Linked DNA regions of Mus musculus: all the other regions are linked to region 2. The links are chromatin loops, found by intact Hi-C in ENCODE. Cell type or tissue: heart. All regions are shown on one strand. Each heading gives the region's core, and the rest is flanking DNA. Links, peaks and the distances in the headings are about the cores only. Region 1 has its middle 15 kb from the start of Nhsl1. Region 2 overlaps Arfgef3 (ARFGEF family member 3). Region 3 holds the start of Ccdc28a (coiled-coil domain containing 28A).

Region 1 (7,276 bases), core at 756-5,755, 210 kb before region 2:
CATCTTCCGCGGAGAGGTGCTTTCAGCTCTGGCTGCCGCTCCTTAGGATTCCAAGCACTTGGCATTGGGCCCACACATCTGTAGAGTTACAAGCTCCTGAGGTAACTATGCATGGCCGTGGTTTACAAATACCAACACAGACTAGCACCCTAGGATCAAAGCATTCAAGGAAAATGTGCCAGTGTCCCACCTTGCTCCTCAGAAGAGGTAAGAAAGGACTTTTCCCCCCTCAGGGCCAGGGAGATTGAGAAGTCCGGGGAGCTGGCATCCGAGTTGGCCACGGAAAGTGAAGCTGTCAGGGTTTTGGCTCTGTTTAGCTCCATCCTCCCAAACACTTTGATGGTCTCCCAGCCAGCTCTGAAATAGCTGTGAATAGGAATCTGATTGTTGCGTGCCATGAAAGACCAAACAAACTGGCAATTTAGAGAAGTCTTTGTGTCACCCCTCCCTTGCAGCACCCACTTTCTCCACCCCCCCCCCAATAATTAATGTGATCAAATAACCCCCCTCATGTTTAGAAGCCCGAGATCAGCATATCAAAGGGTGGGAAGGGCCTGGCAATCCTTACCAAACTCGCTCTGAGGGAAACAAAACTTATTTGCATAGGAAGAGACTTCTCTCTCTTTGCCTACAGCTGAGGAGTTTCCCCATAACTCCCTGTTTTGGGAGAAAATTGGCCAATTCCCTTTTTGATTCAGTCATTTCCTGAAGGTAATTCCCGAGAGTTGAAGCTCTGGGTCCAAATCCCCTCCGAGGTGGGAATGAATTGACAAGTGGAAGCCCCGGCAGTTTACTAATTCATAACTCTACCCCCTCCTTCTTCGTGTTGCTAAACACTATAATCTGTGACCTGAAAGGAAGAACACTACCAGCAAGTAAATATTGAAAAGGCCCTATGAAGTATAATGTGTGTGAATTGTGCCTGGGGAGCCCGTCTGCTGGGATGAAGTTCTCATCTGCTAATGAAAGTGAGGCGGTGGTTTTACAGGAGGTTGAAAGGAAATACTTTTAAAGTGCTAAGGGCTGGAGTTTAGTGTGTGAGTATTCCGTGTGACTGAGCGCGCACTGTTGTGAATGAATGAACTCTGTGCCACCGAGGACCACTGGGAACCCTGAGAGGAAGTGGAAGCATGACTCACGGATGTGCTTGAACTGTGTATCAAGGTGTGTGTGTGTGTGTGTGTGTGTGTGCGCGCGCACGCGTGCTAACTTCAGAGCCAGATCTGAAGCCTGGTAGGAAGAAAGACCTTGGATCATAGCAAGGAGAGGGCTCCTGGCTTACAGCGCTAGGCTACTACCCACATCTGAGGACAGCGGCCCAGTCTCTTCTGTGCAGTCTCGGGCGTGCATCGCCTGTCCGGAGGATTCACATCACCCTCAAGACTCAGCCAGGCTGGATGTCACTCACGGTGGCTTTGTTCTAAAGGCCTCCAGATGAGATTTATCTAGGCATCTGGTAAGTGAAACTTTTAAGTTTTACAATTTGAACCAAGCTGCTTAAATGGAGCGAGGGATTTGGCTAGAGAAGCCCATGGAGAAGACAACACGCAGTGCGCATCCATTGGTAGCGAAAGTGGGGGCCACTGGGGACCTTTGGCCTCTGTCTCTCGCAGCATGAGTGCCGGGGCTTCCAGAGAAAGGCTCATGATTGTCTGGAGGCAAAAGCTTTTCTCCAAAACTCGTGGAAAGGAAACAGCTCCTTGCTCTCTTGCTTTATACGCTGTAGTGTATTTAGAAAATGTTCAGAGCAGCCTACTAAAACATCCGTGTTATCTGCCTGCCTGCCCCGCCCCATGTTTAGCGCTGCCTATGTGTTTCTACAGTGCTGATATTAAGGAGTTCCTTGGGTGCTACAGTTACCATTCAGTTATTTCTTTCTCTCAGGATAGATTGACAGGCCTATTTCTAAGTTACCTATGTCATTTTTTAAAAGGTGGTCATCTGGTTGAGTTTTGAGACAGTGTCTTATGTGTCACGGGCTGCAGCAAGCCCGTCAAGTAGTCACTGGTAGGCTCTGATCTGTGTCTGCCTGCAGAGTGTTGGGATCACAGGCATGTACCACCATGCCCAGTTTTTGGTCCTGTTTACGGGGTACTGGGGACTGAACCCAGGGACTTGTGCATGCTGCACAGAATTCTACCAACCATGTTATGTCCTTAGCTTACTTTGTTTTATGTTTTAACAGAGGGTTTTACTGTTTTCTTTCTTTAAAAATTTTTTTTTCTTGATTTTTCGAGACAAGGTTTCTCTGTGTAGCCCTGGATGTCCTGAAACTCACTCTGTAGACCAGGCTGGCCTCGAACTCAGAAATCCGCCTGCCTCTGCCTCTCAAGGGCTGGGATCAAAGGCGTGCGTCACCACTGCCTGGCTTTACTGTTTTCTTAAAGGTTATATACTAATTTGTTTTAATTTCTCATGATAATAATCATGCCTCCAAATGCTATCTGGATATAAGACTAAATGTTTAAATATTACTTCTTGGTTTCAGGGTCACGGTCAGTTAAATGGTATCTGAAGGCTTCCGTGCTTCGGTCTCTTTATCCATTCACCTTGAGCCATTAACAGGGTGGTATTAACTACCAGTGCCTTTACTCCTTGGAGATCCGGTACTAATAGCCTGTTACCTGTCCTTTGGTTGATTGTGGTCTACAAATTCTCAAAAAGATGCATCTAAAAATGACAGTGATTTTTCTGGATATGGATCGCCTCTTGAGTTTTGGTGTAGTCATGGCTGTCCCACAAGGTGGCACTATTGCCGTGCTTCAGTGAATCTTTATGTGGAAATCAAGGTCTAGCTCCGCCTGGTTTAAATATCTGTGGTGTCTGCCATTCTGTGTTGTCTCAGTATATTTCTAAAAGGCGAAAGGAAAATGCTAAAACCTTCCTTCTCACATTATCCAATGAATTTTTATTATGAATTCACAGAGTTAAGTTTTGCTCATCATTGGAATCAGGAAAAGGGCTGATGCTGGAATCTCAAAAACCAGGCAAAGTCAGGAACTTCTCTGTGCTTGCTTTCTGAGAACTGGGAGAGTAGTCACTTGGGGGGACCGGAAGTTATGCTTTTAGGAGACAATAGGAGAGACTAGCCTCCATCATGGAGTGGGATTTGTAATATGGGTGTTGGCAGTGAAAGGTTCGACAGGGTCAGGGCTGAGGGGTGAACTGCATTATGAGAGCCAGCAGAGGAGAGCAAAAGCGGAGAGGGTAGAGTGGGCCCAGTACTCTCCTCAGGGGAGGAGGGAGAATCAAGTCAAGACTCCCACTTCTGTTGCAGGGAGCTATGGCTGCCCTCCAGTCGCCAGCACAGCTAGCTCTATCCTTTTCCTTGCAAGGTAACTAACTGGAAACTTAGAGAGCAGACTGAACACCCACTGCTCGGAGAAGGAAGTGGTGGCAGAGACTGTGGTGATGACAGACAGATGTCCACCGATGACAGCTGGGCAGGAGAGCTGAGGTTGGGGGGGATGGGGCACTGTGAGCAGGGGGATCAGAGAGAAATGACCGTGGAAATGGGACTGCGGCTGCAAAGTGAACAAATCCCTTGGTATAGTAGGTGGCAGGGCCGAAGGAGAGGGAAGTGGGGATAGCAAGGGTTTATTATTATTATTGTAAGTGTGTCAGTGGAGAAATTACCCACAGGTCATTTGGCTAAACCTGAGGCCTCTTGTGTATGTCATATTGTGGTTTCAATATGCTGGGCTCAGAGAATGGGAATTGGAGGAAGTGATATTGTAGGGGTGGGCTTTGAGACCCCCCTACTAGCTGCTCATGAGACAATCTTCTCCTGTTTGCTTTTGGGACAAGATGTGAAACTCCATGCACCGCGGCTGCCTGGGTGCTGCCCTGTTTCTGCCACAATGACAATGGACTGAATCTCTGAACCTGTAAGCCAGCCCTAATTAAATGCTGTTCTTTATAAGAGTCCCCTTGGTCATGATGTCTCTTCACAGCAATGGAAACCCTAGCTAAGACAGAGGGGTTGGTTTGTCCCTGCTGAACTACAGACTTGCTCCTTACTCTGAGTATGTCCTAGAAGGCAAACGCAGGCCTTATCCATCTTCTGACTACATATAGATTGCTAGATGGTCTACAGATAATGCATGAGCCAACTGTCTCCATGTGTATCGGATACAGCCTCTCGGGTGGCTCTCAGGTCCTTCTGTAGCAGTTCTGAGCGTCTAGGGTGGAGTCCAGGGGTTTGTAATTTAGTACTGGAAGACGTCACTTGGGACCAGGCTCATTTGGACTCTTTAAATGAAGCAATGCCTGGAACACTGCTCTTTGTTTTGCATGTGTGTGTGTGTGTGTGTGTGTGTGTGTGTGTGTGTGTGTGTCTGTGTCTGTGTGTGTCTGTGTGTCTGTGTGTCTGTGTGTGTCTGTGTGTGTCTGTGTCTCAGGAGCTGTTCACCTTGTGATTCCTCCCCGCCTCCTCACCCGCCGGCAGGGCATGGTGTCTACAGAGGCCAGAAGAGGGCATTAGAATCCCTGGAACTGGAGTTCCTGACTGTCGTGAGCCACCCTGTGGGTGTGGGGAATCAAACCAGGGTCCTCTGGATCAACAGTTTGTGCTCTTGACCACTGAGCCATCTTTTAGCTTCCGTTCTGTCCTTTATCCCTCGTCCATACTGTGCCCACAGTGCCGTAGAGCACTGCTGGGTTTTATCTCTCATGCTGCTGACATGGTGGATGGGTACTCACTCAACTTCTGTTTTGTGACGCAGACACAGGTTTGAAGTTGAAGCCAGGTTCCTCAGCCAGGCAGCGTTTGAATCTGCATACTCCTTCCTAGTGAATCCCACCATTTTCTTTTACTGGTGGTGGCTCTATTGCAGGTGGGTTGTGCGTTCTGCCACCTGCTGGTCATCTACTAAAATACAAATCATGTTTTGAGTCATTCTCCACATATAAGACAGGCTTTCAAACAGGACTGTTCAATAGACATAAATGAGGCATAATGACTGCTTTAGTACAGCCAACTGCTCTGAGTTGAAAGGTTTACATGTAGTGCTGCAAACCTGACAGAGCTAATTTCCTCTTATTTGGAACTTTTATTTTTTTCAGTCCAGGTGTTAAAATTTAATGAGAACAACATGTTTTAAGGGATCAGTTTTCTGTGTTAATCTCACAAAGAATGATCTTTTTATATGCCACATGTCTGTTCTAGGGATAGATGATTTTGGTGGCTCAAGGCATTGGGAGGGCCCTTGAGATTCAGATTCCATGCTGTTGGAGAAGTGTGATCTTGGAAAATGGCTATATTTCCTTGTTATTGGGGTTACTTTGACCATGTGGGACTGTGGGTCTCAGTATTGGCAGGAAGTAACAATTTCCAAACGCTTAACAGAGCACCTGCTTGGTGCAGGGCCCAGCAGGATAAACTGCATAGATGAGAATGTCTGTGTAGTGTGTGACCTCACAGCGACATTTCCTCATTGGGATATCTCTGAGACCCTATGTTCCCGAGCTTCTGTAATTGAAACACACTGAAGTATGTGGTTTCATTTTCATGGTGACAGTCGGAGGCACCATCTGATTCCTTCTGGGTGATTCTAAGTGGTCAGACTCAGGCGGAGTTCGTGCTTAGCGTTGGATGCACCTTTTCCCCTTTCTCCTTTTTGTTTAGGTTTTTGATTTTTATGGTATAGGGATGGAACTTGCACATGCTAGGCAAAAGTACACTGCCTCTGAACTTTGACATCCTCAGCCCCTGGGTTGGATGCATCTGAGACTGTTTTACATTGTAGTTAAGATTAGAAACAACATAGCCATTTTCACTTTCTGCCTTTTGCATGTAACTATTTGTAACACACCTAGTGCCTCCGTTGGCAGCTCAACCTTCAAAAAGGAGCCGTTTAAAAACATACTGCTCTTAAACAGGGAAGAGGAGTGTGAATACACAGCCCAGGAAGGGATGCACGGAACAAAAGCTCTAACCACATGGTCTACTGAACCGGAATCCTTTCTAAAACATGGCTCCAGCGTTCCACGTGGGTGAGAATCTAGGCACCAATACATTTCAGCCGGGTCTGACCTCGTGTCTGTACTCTCTGAGCAGTGCTAGGCTAGCACTCACAAACGGACACCATCTTGTCTGCCCGCACCGCCCCCCCCCCCCCACACACACACAGACATTTATTGGGCTACTGATAAGCACTGAATTCAACTATTGATTTCTTTCCTGGGAGGCTTTAGCTTCATTAGGAAAGTCAGATTTTGATCTTTTCTGAGCTTCGATGTAATCTCATTTTTAGAGGAGGTCTCATCTGGCTTTGGCCAAATAATTATACTTACATATTAATTTCTAAGTGACACTTCGTTGCTTTTTGGAGTCATGTCATTTTCGTAAGTGACATCTGGCCTGGTGTGTAACACATGCGTCACTTGACTCTAACTGCCCGTGTGCTGAAACAGTCTTTCAGTTATGAACCTACCTTTAGCCAGATGTGTTTTTCCTATGACTATAATCAGTCATGCTCTGTATCTTGCTTGCAGAAGTCGGGAGACTGATACCTTTTCTTCTGTGTTCTGTTAAAATATTATCAGTGTAGCAAACTTCAACATATGCTCAGAACAGGCTGTGAGAGAAAGGGAGAGGGAGAAGATTGACTTTGAAGTGACTTGCTATCATCATTACTGTCAGGATTGTCAGTATCTGTTACATCTGTTTGCTTTTGGAGACAGGCTCTCATCCTGGCTATGTAGTCCAGACTGGTCTCTAACATACAGCTGTTCTCTTGCCTCTTGATTTTGGGCTCACAGGGAGGCACTTGTCTGTCTCTGCCTGCCTGCCTGCCTGTCTGCCTGCCTCCCTATCTATCTATCTATCTATCTACCTACCTACCTACCTACCTACCTACCTATCTATCAAACTGTCTATCTGCTGTCTGTCTGTCTGTCTATCAATCTTACTTTTAAGCTAAACCGCTGACTACTCAGTGTAGGTAAGGTAAGGTGCTTATACCTTTACAGTAATTATTATTATTTTCCATAGTAATTTTTCTTCACTTGTCAGGATTTTATACTTCTCTGTAAACGACTTCCTGTTTCTCATCATTTTGGGGAAGAATTATGTCTCCTAACAGACAGTCAGGATGAGAAATACAGCAGCTTTGGAGTTTAGAGTTTTCAGTGGAACCTGGATGCTCCTAGAGAGAAGCCTTTTCCTGACAGGCCTCTTGTGCCCATGCAGATCTGCAGCATCCTTCAACAGGCCTGATGTGATTGTTCGAATCTGCTCCTGGCATTTTGGGGGCTCGGGGGTCCACTAGCCACA
Region 2 (7,276 bases), core at 1,558-6,557:
GAAGTCTTTGTTTTAAATACATGGCCCCCAGTTAGTAGCTGTTTGGGGAGGGATGGCTTTAAGGTTTCAAAAGCTTTTGACCATCCTAAGTGCTGTGTACTCTCAGCTTTCTGATTGCAGTTTGAGATGTGAGCTCTTAGCAGTTCCTACTGGCATGCCCTTGCTCTACCACCATGGACTCTAACCCTCTAGAACTGTGAGCCCAATTAATTGATTCCTTTTGTGAGTTGCCTTGGTCAACTTATAGAAGGTGCTTTTATTGTAGCAATAGAAAAAGAATGAAGAAAATCTCTTTGGAGTTGGAACCAAGTGTCACCATTGTTACCATCCTGTTTGCCACACCTCTTCTTGTTCTTTCTGGGTATTAAAAATTAACCCCTCTGTAGGTATGTACAAACCCCTCAGTGATTCTCTGTTAGTTGTTACTATTTTTCTTTGAGAACTGGCCTTACTGAGTAGCCTAGAGTGACTTAGAACTCTAAGTCTCTTTAATTGCCCTCCTGAGTTCTGGGATTATACATGCATACCTGGCAGTTACATCATCGTTCTCAATATCTTCACATTAAAGAGACGGGAGAGTGGAACTATTTAGTAACATTTTCACAAGAAGAATTTTATGTCCTCATCATACATGGGAACAATATTCTAGACTCCAAAATGGAGCTTGTTAGGAGTGGGTATTGGAGCAAGACCCTAAGACTTGAGACAACCCTCCCCCCTCCCAGAGTGGTACATAGAACTCGGGAACAGATTGAAGCAATCTACTTGGTGACTAGGAGCTGGCAGTGGGCACTAAATCTCAGGCTCCATCCACCTTCAATTCTCACCCTCCTCCTCTGCCCCCGAGCACTAAGCACATGTTGACTGAACACCAAAGAGGGGGAACTATTAATTATACATTATTTCTGAAAGGCAATCCACAAAGTGAGTCACTACCATAAAAGACAACTTCTTGGGATTCTATGATAAAACCCCACCCTTGTAAAGAGCCAAGGGACCCTCTCCTCACCTAATGCAGGAACAGCCCACCCTGGAGATGGTTTCTGTGGGCTTGGCCACGCATACTACCAGTAGCTCAAAGAGATCCTTCAGCATGGTGTTGATCATACTCTCATACCTGATGTCTGCAGGAAGAAGGAGTAGATTCTTAAAACTCTAGTGAAACAGGGGAGAATGGAATGGCCATCTCTGGCAAAAGAAGAAAGTCTGAGACATCTAAATGTATCTAAAAAGAAAAATTCAAATATACTTTCCTTGGTGATGAAAACTGAATTATATTTAGGTGCTCTTGGGCAAGAAAGCAGTCCTGTCTCAGCTTGGGGATTTCTGAACCTCTGTCTATCTGGCTTCCATTTGCACAGCATTTGTAGACTAAAGGAAACGGAGGTCTCCAAGCCAATCTAATTGTCCACTCTAGGACTGTATCTGTGTGCTTTCCTTAGGGTCCTTGTGAGGCTACAGAAGCAATTTTCAGTGGCATTGCTTCCACACCCCTCAGTGCTTGCTCAAAAATACCAACCCCCTGAGACACACTCACTGCCTTCGTGTGGAAATCCCTTTCTCCTCCACCAGCTGTGGAAATCCCTCCCCACGCCACCAGCAGCTTTATTCTGCAGGACAAATTATCCTCACTGAATTTAGTATCGACGCAATTTCCTATTCTTGCTTTAAACTCCTTGGGGCCCACATTCTGCTTGGTCTCTTTTGTCTTTTCTAGCAAGAAGGCCTCTTGCTTCTGTGTATTTTCCCCTTCTGTTTTGACGCTATGCTTCTTTTTCCTCCCAAACCTCCCAAACCAGCTCGAGAGCAAAGTCTGACTCTCACAGAGGTCCCTGCTCAGGTCCCCAGGCTGCTGCCCTGCCTGTCCTTCTCTATCTGCCACTTTCAACATAACTCTCCACTAACATGTATATTTTTCAAAGTGCCACAGGGCACTAAGGAACTTCCCCTTATCTCTGTCCTGATAAGTAACTTCAAGTTGGTAACCACAGCCCTTTCTAAATTCTATTTCTTTTATTTGCTTTCTTTTGATGAAAAAGCACAAACAACAAGATATACCACCTCTGCATACTCTGGCTATGAGGATTTTAAAAAGCTGTGTATTTGAATAAGCCTTTCCTCTTATGCCTAGCTACATTGGACCTGCTATTAGGTTATCGTATCTTCAACAAAGGCATTTGCACCAGCGTTTCACGAAGCACTTTGAGAAGCCTGGAGAAGCAATGCCTACAAGGGCAGGCTCTGGCTCTGCAGCTACCTGAGTGTAGAAAGCTTTGAATGTGTTCCACCACCAGCTCGCAGGACAGACCAATGGCGTGCTTGAAGTTAGCAGATGCCACATCCCAGTAGGAATGGTCCTTGTGGCTACGGAGGAGCCACAGAGACATCACAGGAAGGAGAAGGTGAACAACTGCATAGATTCCAAACCCAGGGCCTGAAAAGGAAAGAGGAGGGTCAGAATTACCATTCCAAAAGGGATGGGGGCTTCTTGCTATGGCTGGTATCAAAGATCTCTTTCAAAAATTTTTTCCTATTCTTGAGAAAGTGTGGGGAGAATTGACAACTCACTGGGGGCAATAATGGGCATTTTACTTCTTTGTATGACTATAGCTCTGCAGGTATACGAATAGACATAAAAAATTCAAATATTACCAAGTTAAAATGCCTCTTGATCTCTTAGTTCTCATAGTCAAACATATAAACACATATGTGCATTTAGGAAAGAATGTCAAAATATATTATATATACTTACACAGAACACCAAGGTATATAGTTTTATTTATAATAGTCTGAGTCTCACTCTGTTGTCCAGATAGGCTTTGAACTCTTGGACTTGTGTTTCCCTGGCAGAGCCAACTGTGATTTCACCCATTTCCCACCACACTAGCTTAGAGCTTTAAACTACTTTGATAACTATGGAAAACAGAGTTTACATTATCAAAAAATTTAAACAATCCTTATTTTCACTGATCACTATTTTCATTATATATAGGTATACTTTATTAATCAATTTCAGTGCTGATGAAAATTTAAGACGTGAGTCGTCTTTTTATTCTGTAGGCAATGCTATAAAGATTATCTTTGTGCTTCTTTAAAGAAACACTAATAGATTTTTAAAAATTGATTTTAAAAGCAAGGTACAAATAGGGTGGGCTGGCACATGCTTATACTCCTAGCACTTGGGGGTCAAGACAGATTACCAGTTTCAGGCCAATGTGGGCTAAACAGTAAGATCCAACAAGAAAAGAAAAAGATATCAAAGATAACATGAACATTACATAATATAGAGGAACAAAACTTACATACAACCGGGCAGTGGTGGCGCATGCCTTTAATCCCAGCACTTGGGAGGCAGAGGCAGGCAGATTTCTGAGTTCGAGGCCAGCCTGGTCCACAGAGTGAGTTCTAGGACAGCCAGGGCTACACAGAGAAACCCTGTCTCGAAAAATTGAAAAAAAAAAAAAAACACTTACATACAGATATAATTCCATTTTAACATATTTCCTTAAGGTACTTCTTGAATGAACATGTATGAATGTGTATTTTTAAATACATAAATTCCATATAGGTGATTCTACATTTAAAATAATTCCTTGAAAATGTCATAATGTTATTCATATTTATTAACTGCTTTTCACTTAGTGTTAAAAAAACTTTAGTATTTAAGAGACTTTAACAAACATATATTTATTACGTTAAACACTATTCATATAAACATTGAAAATGGTGCTTAGTAATGAGATATATTTAGAAGTCATGGTGCATAACTTTGTTTAGTGGGATGCTTTTAATTTTTAAACATATGAGAATAGCTACAAACTTTACAATGAATTTTAAGCAGGTGTTAATAATCAAGTCATCACAATGATGAATAGACAGCTCACTGTGGAACTGGTTAGTAGCTTCATTAAGGTTCTAATTCCGTTAGTAAAAACTAAAATTCAAAGTCTGGCTGCTCTTAACTGACCCTTCCTAGTCCAGAGGATCAGAGTTCGATTCAGAGTTCAGTCACCCTTACAGTAGCTCCCAATTGTCTGACTCCAGTTTCAGGGGATCTGATGCCCTCTGCTGGCCTCTCCAAGTACTGTATGCATGTGGTACACAGACATTTATTTATGCAGGCAAAGCACCCATAAAATAACAGTCCCATAATCAGCCTCCAAACGCTGACACCATTGCATACATTAGCAAGATTTTGCTGAAAGGACCCAGATATAGCTGTCTCTTGTGAGACTATGCCGGGGCCTAGCAAACACAGAAGTGGATGCTCACAGTTAGCTATTAGATGGATCACAGGGTCCCCAATGGGGGAGCTAGAGAAAGTACCCAAGGAGCTAAAGGGATCTGCAACCCTATAGGTAGAACAACAATATGAACTAACCAGTACCCCCTCCCCCCCCAGAGCTTGTGTCTCTAGCTGCATATGTAGCAGAAGATGGCCTAGTCTTTCCATCAGTGGAAAGAGGGGCCCATTGATCATGCAAACTTTATCTGCCTCAGTGCAGGGGAATGCCAGGGCCAAGAAGTGGGAGTGGGTGAGTGGGGGAGCGGGTGGGGGAGCAGGTGGGGGACTTTTGGGATAGCATTGGAAATGTAAATGAAATAAATACCTAATAAAAAAAAGAAAATAAAAAAAACCAACAACAAAAAAAAAGAAAAGAAAAAAATAACAATAAAAACACCTTACATTTCTATAAAAAGTTTCTTTGACTGAGGAAACTTTGAAATGAATAATAACTGTGAACAAGAGATGCATTCCTAAGGTCTCTTTCCTACACAGGAGACCATCTTAGGCAGTAGGTATCCTTTTCCAATTCCAATCACCACGACAAGAGGCTGCTTGGTATGGTATGTGCGCATGAGTGGTGGGTCAGTTGAGCTCTCCTAAGAGCACTGGGGCTGCGAAGGCTGTAAGATCTGGCCGAGGAAGAAGGCTGCAATCATGTCAAGTGGCAAAGCCGGCTGTCCTATGGAGGCACTGATGGCACAGATGGATTGATGTGGGATTCCAACAGCACCAACGAACACATCTTTGGTAAAAATTTCAGGGATATATCTTACCCATGAAACATCATTGTAGCCATCGAACACATATTTACTGAGCATCTACTGTGAGTGAAACTTGGCCTTAACAGTGAAAAACAGTTAAATATCCAAAGAGACACCTTCTTGAAAATAGTTAAATGTCTAACAGCATATAACTCCAATAGAAACAGATATAGACATTTACCAGGTGTTTTGGTAACATCTCTCAACAGCTCAAAGAGTAAATCTAAGGTGGGTGGTTGGTGTTGCCTTGGACAGTTGGACACAGCTGCTGTTAGCTGCTCCAACAGGATGATCCAGACTTCTATCAGACCTGGAAAAAAAAGGCAGACTGCTCAGAAACCCAGCTCTCCATCAGGAAGAATAATACTTGCAAGATCCGAGCTAATTCCATGTACGAATGGCAAAGGGCATTGGGATGTCAATTGCCAAAGAGTGTGTTAGCTCTAGGTGCCCACAAGCAGGCAAAGGTCAACTAATATGGTCTGACAAAGTCAAAGGAAAACACAAGACTCTAATTCTTCCTGAACTTTACCTTCTAAAAACAGCAGTGACTGAAATGACTGTCAGACTTCTTGGGAACTAGTCATATAATTATACAGATATAGAATTATTTATTTAGCTTTATTTCTGTCTATCCTCTTGTTTTTCTCTTGAGACAGGGTCTCATGTAGCCTATGCTAGCCTCAAACTTGCTATTTACCCAATGATGACCTTGAACTTCTGATTGGAAGTTTCCACCTCTCATATATGTGCCTAGTACACAAATACATAAACAGTTTTAAGAACTGATACATGCTCAGATAGTATCATGCATGGATTTTCAATATACATAATTTACAGCCCAGTGAAAAATGCAAATATAAATATAAATCATAAGCATACATAGAATACACAAAGCTAGACATAATAGCTGACAAGGTAGATGCCATTATCAATTTATAACCAGTCATCTCCCAAGTTCTGGGATTTAGGGACTTGTTACACATCATACTATTTATATAGTGCTGGAGATCAAACCCAGGGCATCATTCATGTGAGGTAGGCTCTCTTTCAAATAGATACATCTCTATCCTTCCTGCCTATTATTTTAAAATAATAAAATGTGCTACTTCCACTATTTTCTTTGTAACTTAAGTGGCATTAATTGTGTGCATCATGCAATGTAAGTTGTCATCTCACACAGACACTCTGTAACCAGCTTTCCACTGTCCCCCAACTCCAGCTCCAGCTATCTCCTAATCTAAGCCAAGCTGCTTTGTTTACTATGGTAGTGTTGGGAACTAAAAAGGAGGCCCTGGGGAAGGGGGAGGGGAACCCACACCCTGCCAGCGTTTTACCTATTCTCTGGTCTGTCAGGCATGGGAGAGCTGCCATACACTTTCCACTTAGCCATGGGTGTGCATTCAAGCCTCTGACCCACTCTTCAGGGGGTGGCAAGGGGCAGCCCTACCTGGGGAGCCCTGCAGCTACTTTGCTAAAGCCACCAGGGTTATAGGAAAGAGGGATGAGGTTCCCAACAGCTGCGAGAGTGAGTGCAGGGGATCTTGATGAGCAAAGACTATGCTTTTAGAGCTTTATTATAGAAAGGCAGGGAGAAGGAGAGAAGGGAGAGAGAGAGAGAGAGAGAGAGAGAGAGAGAGAGAGAGAGAGAGGGCTAGAGAGAAAGAGAGTAAGAGGGAGAGAGGAGAAGAGAAGACAGAGAGGAGAGAGGGCATGAGAGTGAGGGGTAAGAAGCAAGAGAGACTAGTGAGAGAGAGCAAACAGGGGCTGAACCGCCCTTTTTATGGTCTTTACTGTTGCTAGGTAACTGGAAAGGAGTTTAGCCTGAAGGTCAGAAGCTTGGGCCATTGTCTATGTGACTTCTAGTCATGCTTCTCTTGTGGGGGCTGTGTGTGTGTGTGTGTGTGTGTGTGTGTGTGTGTGTGGTAACTTAGGCAGGGGCCAGAGTTCCAGGAGCACGAGGGAACGCCTACCATGTCATGAAGGTGAATTATCACCATTCAGATCTCAGCTCACCTGGAGACCAGCCTGTCTGTGCAGAGTTCAATGCCCCACAAGGTAGGATTAAGGTGATCTATCTCTATATTTGCCAAATTGGTTTGCCACTTCCAGCTCAAGTCCCTGGAGGAAGTGTTACTTCAGAAAGGGCCAGGTGGCCTTCCTTTGTGCAACAAGCCATAAAGATGACTTGATAAGGGACATTGTTAAGTACAAGGACGGGGAACAG
Region 3 (7,276 bases), core at 528-5,527, 370 kb before region 2:
CTCTTTCCTCCCCAACTTGCTTCTTGGTCATGATGTTTGTGCAGGAATAGAAACTGTGACTAAGACAAATTGGTACCAGCATAGTGGGGTATTCCTGTGACAACCTGACCATGTATTGGGGAGGACTGTGGAAGGACTTTGGAACTTTGGGCTTGAAGATCCATTCGTTGTTAAGAGCTTTGTCAGATGTTGTGTAGGAGCTTAGAAGATAATGTTGAGAACAGTGCAGAAGATGGAGGCCTGGCTTGTGAAATTTCAGAGGGAAAATTAAAGACGCTTTTCAGGGCCATTGCTATTTTGATTGGGAATATTCTGTGGTTCTGGTTAGCTGGGGCTGAAGAATCAGCTGTGATTAACAAGATAGCAGAACTACTAAAACGAAACTTTTGGGCTGGAGAGATGGCTCAATGGTTAAGAGCACTGGCTGCTCTACCAGAGGTCCTGAGTTCAATTCCCAGCAACCACATGGTGGCTCACAACCATCAGTAATGGGAATCCTATACCCTCTTCTGGTGTGTCTGTGTACTCATATACATAAAGTAAGTCAATCTTTAAAAAAAATGAAACTTTTGCATTACTGGGACTATTGATGCTGGTTAGCTGGAGCTAAGAAATTAGCAGTGATTAAGAAGAGAACAGCATCATCGAGGTGACATCTTCTGGGAAGTGTTTTTTGAGAGCACAGAAGCCGTGTTCCAGAGATAACCAAAGTTGTACCTCATGCTACAGTGGGACTTGGTAATGTGTAAGAGTCACCCAGGTGGTACTGGTTTTGAAGGCATAAAGGGGTCACACAGAGCAGCTGAGGCTCAGCACTGTGATAGGCCAATGAAGGCCATTGGTGAGGGTGCAGCCTCAGTGGCAATTGATGGCCCAGGACTGAAGGGGTCATGCAAAGGATTTGAGGCTTAGCACCGTGAAGAGAGCCTATGAGAGGCTATTGTTAAAGCCAAGTTACAGTGGAAGACAGCAACATTTTAGAGAAGCCAGTACCATGAGATGACTACCAAGAACCACAGCAGCAGTGGAGTACAGGTGGCTGGAGCCTAGAAGACAACATGTGTGCTACAAAGGGCATGGCTGGAGAAGTGACCCAAGCCCTTGGAGGAGCTCAGAAGATCATGAGTCGGATCCCAGACATTGGATGGTTGGAGATTGATTTTTGCTTTTGATTGTGACTGTACCCTGATATTTTTCCCTCTTGAAGGAAGTTTTTTAGTGAAGCCCACAGTTAAGAGACTTTAAAATTTAAAGTACTTTGTATTTTAAAAGATACTAGAACTTTTAATATGTAAAGACTGTGGGACTTTTAAAGTTGTTTAGATCTTGGGGATGAATAAGAACTAAGGGTTGAGGCTTACTAGTGATGTGTTTGTCAAGTTAACAAGGGGTCAATTGTACTAGCTAGTTTTGTGTCAACTTGACACAGCTGGAGTTATCACAGAGAAAGGAGCTTCAGTTGGGGAAATGCCTCCATGAGATCCAACTGTAAGGCATTTTCTCAATTAGTGATCAAGGGGGAAAGGCCCCTTGTGGGTGGGACCATCTCTGGGCTGGTAGTTCTGGTTTCTATAAGAAAGCAGGCTGAGCAAGCCAGGGGAAGCAAACCAGTAAAGAACATCCCTCCCTGGCCTCTGCATCAGCTCCTGCTTCCTGACCTGCTTGAGTTCCAATCCTGACTTCCTTGGTGATGAACAGCAGTATGAAAGTGTAAGCTGAATAAACCCTTTCCTCCCCAACTTGCTTCTTGGTCATGATGTTTGTGCAGGAATAGAAACCCTAACTAAGACAATAATGTTACTCTCTTTAAACATACCAGAAGAGGGCATCAGATCCCATTGCAGATGATTGTGAGCCACCATGTTCAATTCTGGGAATTGAACTCAGGATCTCTGGAAGAGCAGCTAGTGCTCTTAACCGCTGAGTCATCTCTCCAGCCCTGTCTAATAATTTTTTAAAAAGCATTTTCTCTATTCACACATCTTCTAAGTATCTACTGTCTCTCTTCTACAAGCCAGGCACTGTCGTCAGTCCTGGGAAAGCAGCAATGAATTAGCCAAAGCCCTTAACCTCAAGAGGCCACCATTATATAAGTGACCAGTATAAACAAATCGCCCATGTAACTCCTCAGCCTCACTGGGCCTTTATCTGGCCTTTAGATCTCCCTTCTAAACCATACTCAAATACATGTATAATCAGGGCACCAGCGGACTAAGCTGCACCTTGAAGGCTTACATAATATACATTTTATTTACATGCTATTAACCACCACTCCTAGATATCTCTCTCTCTCTCCCCCCAAGGTGTCACTATGTAGCTTTGGCTGACCTGAAATTTGCTCTGTAGACTCAGCTGGCCCGAACTCATTAAAGGCATAGCTCTATCCCTCCTGGGATTAAAGGCATCAAAAGTGTGCACAGCTTCACCTTTTCTTTTTGAAAAACAATTCTGCTCTATGTCCTTGGCTGGCTGAGAAATTACTACGTAAGCCACGCTGGTTTCCAACCTGTGATGATCCTTCTCCCTCGGCTCTTGAGTGAGTCCTGGAAGGATGGGCATGTGCCACAAGTCTAGCTCTTTCGATTTGAATTTTCTTAATTCTATTATTAATTTATCACAAAAAAGTGTCAGAAAATGCATACCTGTTCCCCCCTTCAAATCGTTAACTGCACTATGAATTTAAAAAGATTTACTTTATGTATGTGAGTATAGTGTTACTCTCTTTAAACACACCAGAAGAGGGCATCAGATCCCATTACAGATGATTGTGAGCCATCATGTGGTTTCTGGGAATTGAACTCAGGATCTCTGGTCGTTTAAAAAATACTGTGGGGCTTAAGAGATGGCTCTGCAGTTAAGAGCACTGACTACTCTTTTCGGAGGTCTCTTTTGATTTCCAGGCCCAACAATGCTGCTTATGACAGTAACTTCTGTCCCAAGGTATCCAGTGCCCTCTTCTGGCCTCCAGGGGCACAGTGTGCACCTGTACACAGTCATCTAATAAAATTTAAAATCTAAAAGTGTTGAATTTAGTCCTGCCATGACTATTTTAAAAGACTGAAACTGACTTCTGTCACTCCTAAAAGAATTAGTCGGGAATTATACAGGTAATTTATTTTTGTTTTGCTAGCTGATGTGGGTTTTTCTTGGAAAAGGGTACAGCATTCAGTCTCTTGTCTCAGATACCAAGAGCGAATCCACTTGAGTCATTCGGGAATTGTTTAGCTGTAATACAGATTAAATAAAACTTTGAAGATGACGGAGCAGGTTTCCAAGAGATGAGGATCTGTATAATTGGTGATACATATAAACACGCTAACCTTCAAATCTATGGATGCTAATACACATTTGGTAACAAAAGAGGAGGAAAAAGCAAAAACCAGTTAATACATAAAGCATCGCCAATAAACCAATGGTCCCCGAGGGACCAAGCTTGCGATGTCCTCTTTTCTGAAAGATAACATCTGTCACAAGACCCTGAAATCCTTCTTGTATGACAAACACGAGGGACCTTTCCAGAGGGGACGAACTGCTCACGGTTGAATGTCAGGCCTCGCTGCCAACCAGAATCACCAGAGGTGCCTCTGGACTTTGCCTCATTCATTTCCCTTCCGCAACCCAGCCCTGCGATGACCCATCTACACTCAGCGGTGACCAGAGCAGGTGCTGAGGGGCTCGAATGAACAGGTTGCGGGGTCCCCTTACCCCATTACATACCGGAGGGAGAAAAGGCTGTGGTTACCCTTCCTCGGCTAGGAAAAGTAAGAGAGCGTTCAAAGCCTCCGCCAGGGCTGCATCAAGAGCCCAGCTCGTCTGCCTGGGTCACAAACCCAGGCAAGCGCCCTTTGTTTACGGAAGTGACGTAATCTGGGCGGGGCCCTCCGAGAGGCGAAAAGCCCCGCCTCTCCCAGGTCCCTTAGCGATGCTCGCGTCTCTGCTTTGGGCTCCGTCTTCCCATAGCCGCCTTCAGGTATGGCTCCAGCGGCTGCGGGAAAGAGGAGTTGTTGTTGGCCACTCCACTTCTGCCTGTCTCATGGCCTCATGGAAACTGGCTGTATATTGTCCTCACCGGAAGCGGCCAGCCACCTCGGTGAAGGACCGCCCCATGCACTGCAATTCCCAGCATGCCTTTCGAACAAATCGAAGGCGGAGCCTATTGTCCCCTTGCGGCGGATCCACACCTCGGATTGGCTGCTTTTAGTTTGGCTTGAGAAGCGGTATTGGGTTCAGCATCCCTGATGCTGTGCCGCCAAGTGTGATTCTGTAAATAGCCAGTATCCAAGCATTGCAGTTGGGTGTGGTGGGGGTGGGGTGAGTGCGTTTAGGTTTTCTGTGTACCTGTCTGTCTGTCTATCAGTCTTTCTTCGTTTTCTTTGCCTTTTTTTGACCAAGTCTCGTATAGCCGACACTGCTCAGGAACCGGTTATGTTGTTGAGATCTTCCTGCCTGCGCTTCTCATACGGGTATGTGTCACTCGTCCCACTTTACCTCACTACAGTCCTTTAAGGTAATGTCAAAATCCCCGTTTTAGAAGTGATTCTGAGGTCGGGCGTGGTGGCGCACGCCTTTAATCCCAGCACTTGGGAGGCAGAGGCAGGCGGGTTTCTGAGTTCGAGGCCAGCCTGGTCTACAAAGTGAGTTCCAGGACAGCCAGGGCTATAAAGAGAAACCCTGTCTCGAAAAAACCGAAAAGAAAAAAAAAAAAAAAGAAAGAAAGAAAACAAATGAAATGATTCTGAGATTCAGAAAGGCTAATCAGACTTGCTGCCTGACTCCCCACTTCATCCCCGGGATTAGGAATTGAGGGCTAAGAGAGAAGGCTCAACCCTAAACTAAAGAAAACTTACCTTTCCCTCCTTGATGTGGATGCCTTCTCAGAGGGAAGATGGGACTTTTTAGATTCCGACTTTCTTAGATTGAGGTGACCCTGTCCTTCAATCTCCCCATTACCTAGGGAGGAAATTGTGTCTAGAGATTATATTGAGACAGAGCAAAAATGGAGTTACTAAGTACTTAAACTCATACTATGAGATGTTCTTCCATTAGGAAAAACAAAACCAAAAACTTGGAATTCTTAAAAAAAACAAACCAAAAAACAAAACAAAATAACAAAAACAAAAAACCCCCACAGATACAGCATTCATGGTTCCAGTTTCCAAAGTGAACACGTGTTAGGTTTCATAATTTGGTATTTTTAGGGTAAAGAACTTGAACTTAAGAAAAGGCGGAATTCTCCTGTTTGGCATCTCTGAATGGTTGTATTTTGTGAATTGATCTACAACTTGGTTTTTAAGGAATGTCATGGCCTAGGTTCTACTTTTATAAAATTATGCCATGAAAGAATGAAAGAGGGAAAGCAGTTTGGGAGCAGGCCACAGTGTGGTGCTATATTGACTTGCTTCGGAGCTGAGACCTACATGGGAAAGTTATCCCAAAAGCGATGCTATTGTTTGGCTATCTTTGTAAAACTTGGTGCCTTCTCTGCTCTGAGATGAGCTCTAAAACACTACTGAGAGATTGGAGAAGAGCTCTCCAGGGCTGAGGACCCCCAGAGACTTCTTGAAGGGACAAGTGGGCTTTTGGAGAGCTGCTGGGAACTGAAAGTACCAGGAGGATCCGCTAGGTGAAACAGCCGTGAGTGAGTAGCCATTTCTCAAGAATGTATGTATTGTGTCATAGAAGAAACAGTAGGGCCTGGGGTGGGACTTTGGGGGAGCACTGGCCCAGCATGCTTGAGGCCCTGGGTATGAGTTTTGTCACCAAAAGAGGCAAAACAGTGAATCCAGAGGAACTATTTCATTTTTACTCTAAGATGTAACAGGTTTTTAGCAGGAGGCCAAAAAGTCTTTAAAATGAGACTGTTCATTTTAAAGACTTAGACATCTAGCATTGTTACGCCTATAGTCTTTTATTAAACATACTACTTTAGGCTGTAATTTCCTTAAGAGCAAATATGTGTTGATTTCCATACCTTTAGCAGTTGAGAGTGACATAAAAAGGGTACTCATTAAATTAATGAATGAAGAAATCTTAAACTCAAGCCGGGCGTGGTGATGCACGCCTTTATTCCTAGCACTCAAGAGGCAGAGGCAGGCGGATTTCTGAGTTCGAGGCCAGCCTGGTCTCTTTTTGGCAGGATTTTCTATAGACCAGGTTGGCTCAAATGTGGAACTCTCCTGCTTTGGCCTCCCCAAATGACGAAATGGCAGTTGTGCAATAAATATCTCAGCTGTGCAGTGTCACAGCTGCCTAGGCTGCCCTTGAAGCCACAGCATCTGAAAGAGTTGGCCAAGTTACAAAGCTGACCAGATGACATCACCGTTGTCCAGGCAGATCTCTTTCCTCAGCAGAATATTTGGGGCTTTGCTAGTCCTGCCTTCCTCTAAGAGCTCTGACGAGGCGTCTGATTACCCAACCTTTGGATGTTCTGATGACTTCTTGCTAAACAAACTAAAACCTTATTTTCTGGGGGTTCTACAATGCTAATGTTTTAATTTATTTTTGTATTTCAAGTCTACACTTCCCTTTTAAAGCTAAAGTAGTTAGCAAGTTTAGGAGGTAGGTGACTGTACTCAATATTTTTGTATGCCAACTTGATACAAGCTAGAGTTATTGCAGAGAAAGGAGCCTCCCTTAAGGAAATGCCTCTATGAGATCCAGCTGTAAGGCATTTTCTCAATTAGTGATCAAGTGGGCAGGGCCTAGCCCATTGTGGGTGTTGCCATCCCTGGGCTGGGAGTCAGTCCTGAGTTCTATCAGAAAACAAGCTGAGTAAGCTGGGGAGGCAAGCCAGTAAGTAACATCTCTCCATGGCCTGTGCATCAGCTCCTGCCTCCAAGACCCTGCCCTGTGTGAGTTCCAGTCTTGACTTCCATGGTGATGAAGAGGAACATGGAAGTGTAAGCTGAATAAACCCTTTCCTCCCCAACTTGCTTCTTGGTCATGATGTTGTGTGCAGGAATACAAACCCTGACACAGTGACAGGAAGGTCTGAGTTGTTTTGATCCTTGGAGAATCTTTCCCAATCTCCTGAAGCCAGAGCAGCTTTAAAAGAAGGATTAACCAGAAAACAAAGCATACCATGGGTCATGAATCGGCTACGCTGTATACAGCTTCTCCTTTCCTCAGCTTGGTATTACCGTGTACTCCAAGGATGCTAAGAACTTGAAGGAATGGCTTATAAAGAAGCAAAGGGTAGAAGGAGGGATGTCTTTTCTATAGCTTTGAAAGATACCATGGCCACAGCCTATAAAGCAGGCTAATAACCCTCTCTCTC

What was found. Peaks named below come from ENCODE experiments on the same cell type or tissue, not always from the same donor. Only the 100,000 strongest peaks of a DNase experiment are listed, where the experiment ranks them.
Region 1: a loop joins it to region 2, with 17 times the contacts of the local background. A loop is called at or near these places in 9 of 42 quality-filtered maps.
Region 3: a loop joins it to region 2, with 2.7 times the contacts of the local background. A loop is called at or near these places in 2 of 42 quality-filtered maps.

Annotation. Positions count from the first base shown.
Region 1 is chr10:18,389,055-18,396,330 of GRCm38, forward strand. It overlaps a transcript of Nhsl1 not described here. Among named protein-coding and RNA genes, the nearest start is that of Nhsl1, 15 kb to the right of the region's middle. In heart, for the core only: CTCF peaks have their summits at 2,746 (motif pointing right), 4,832 (motif pointing left) and 5,037; a DNase peak (open chromatin) is centred at 1,157; H3K27ac peaks cover 944 bases.
Region 2 is chr10:18,598,177-18,605,452 of GRCm38, forward strand. It overlaps Arfgef3 (ARFGEF family member 3), which reads right to left. Exons shown (of 34, transcript NM_001033258.4): 27 at 5,231-5,359; 28 at 2,258-2,434; 29 at 1,010-1,124. Among named protein-coding and RNA genes, the nearest start is that of Hebp2, 56 kb to the left of the region's middle. In heart, for the core only: a CTCF peak has its summit at 4,066 (motif pointing left); no DNase peak of the experiment used is centred there.
Region 3 is chr10:18,231,135-18,238,410 of GRCm38, forward strand. It overlaps Ccdc28a (coiled-coil domain containing 28A), which reads right to left and starts at 3,847. Exons shown (of 6, transcript NM_144820.4): 1 at 3,718-3,847. In heart, for the core only: CTCF peaks have their summits at 2,976 (motif pointing left) and 5,398; a DNase peak (open chromatin) is centred at 4,127; H3K4me3 peaks cover 1,482 bases; H3K27ac peaks cover 1,040 bases.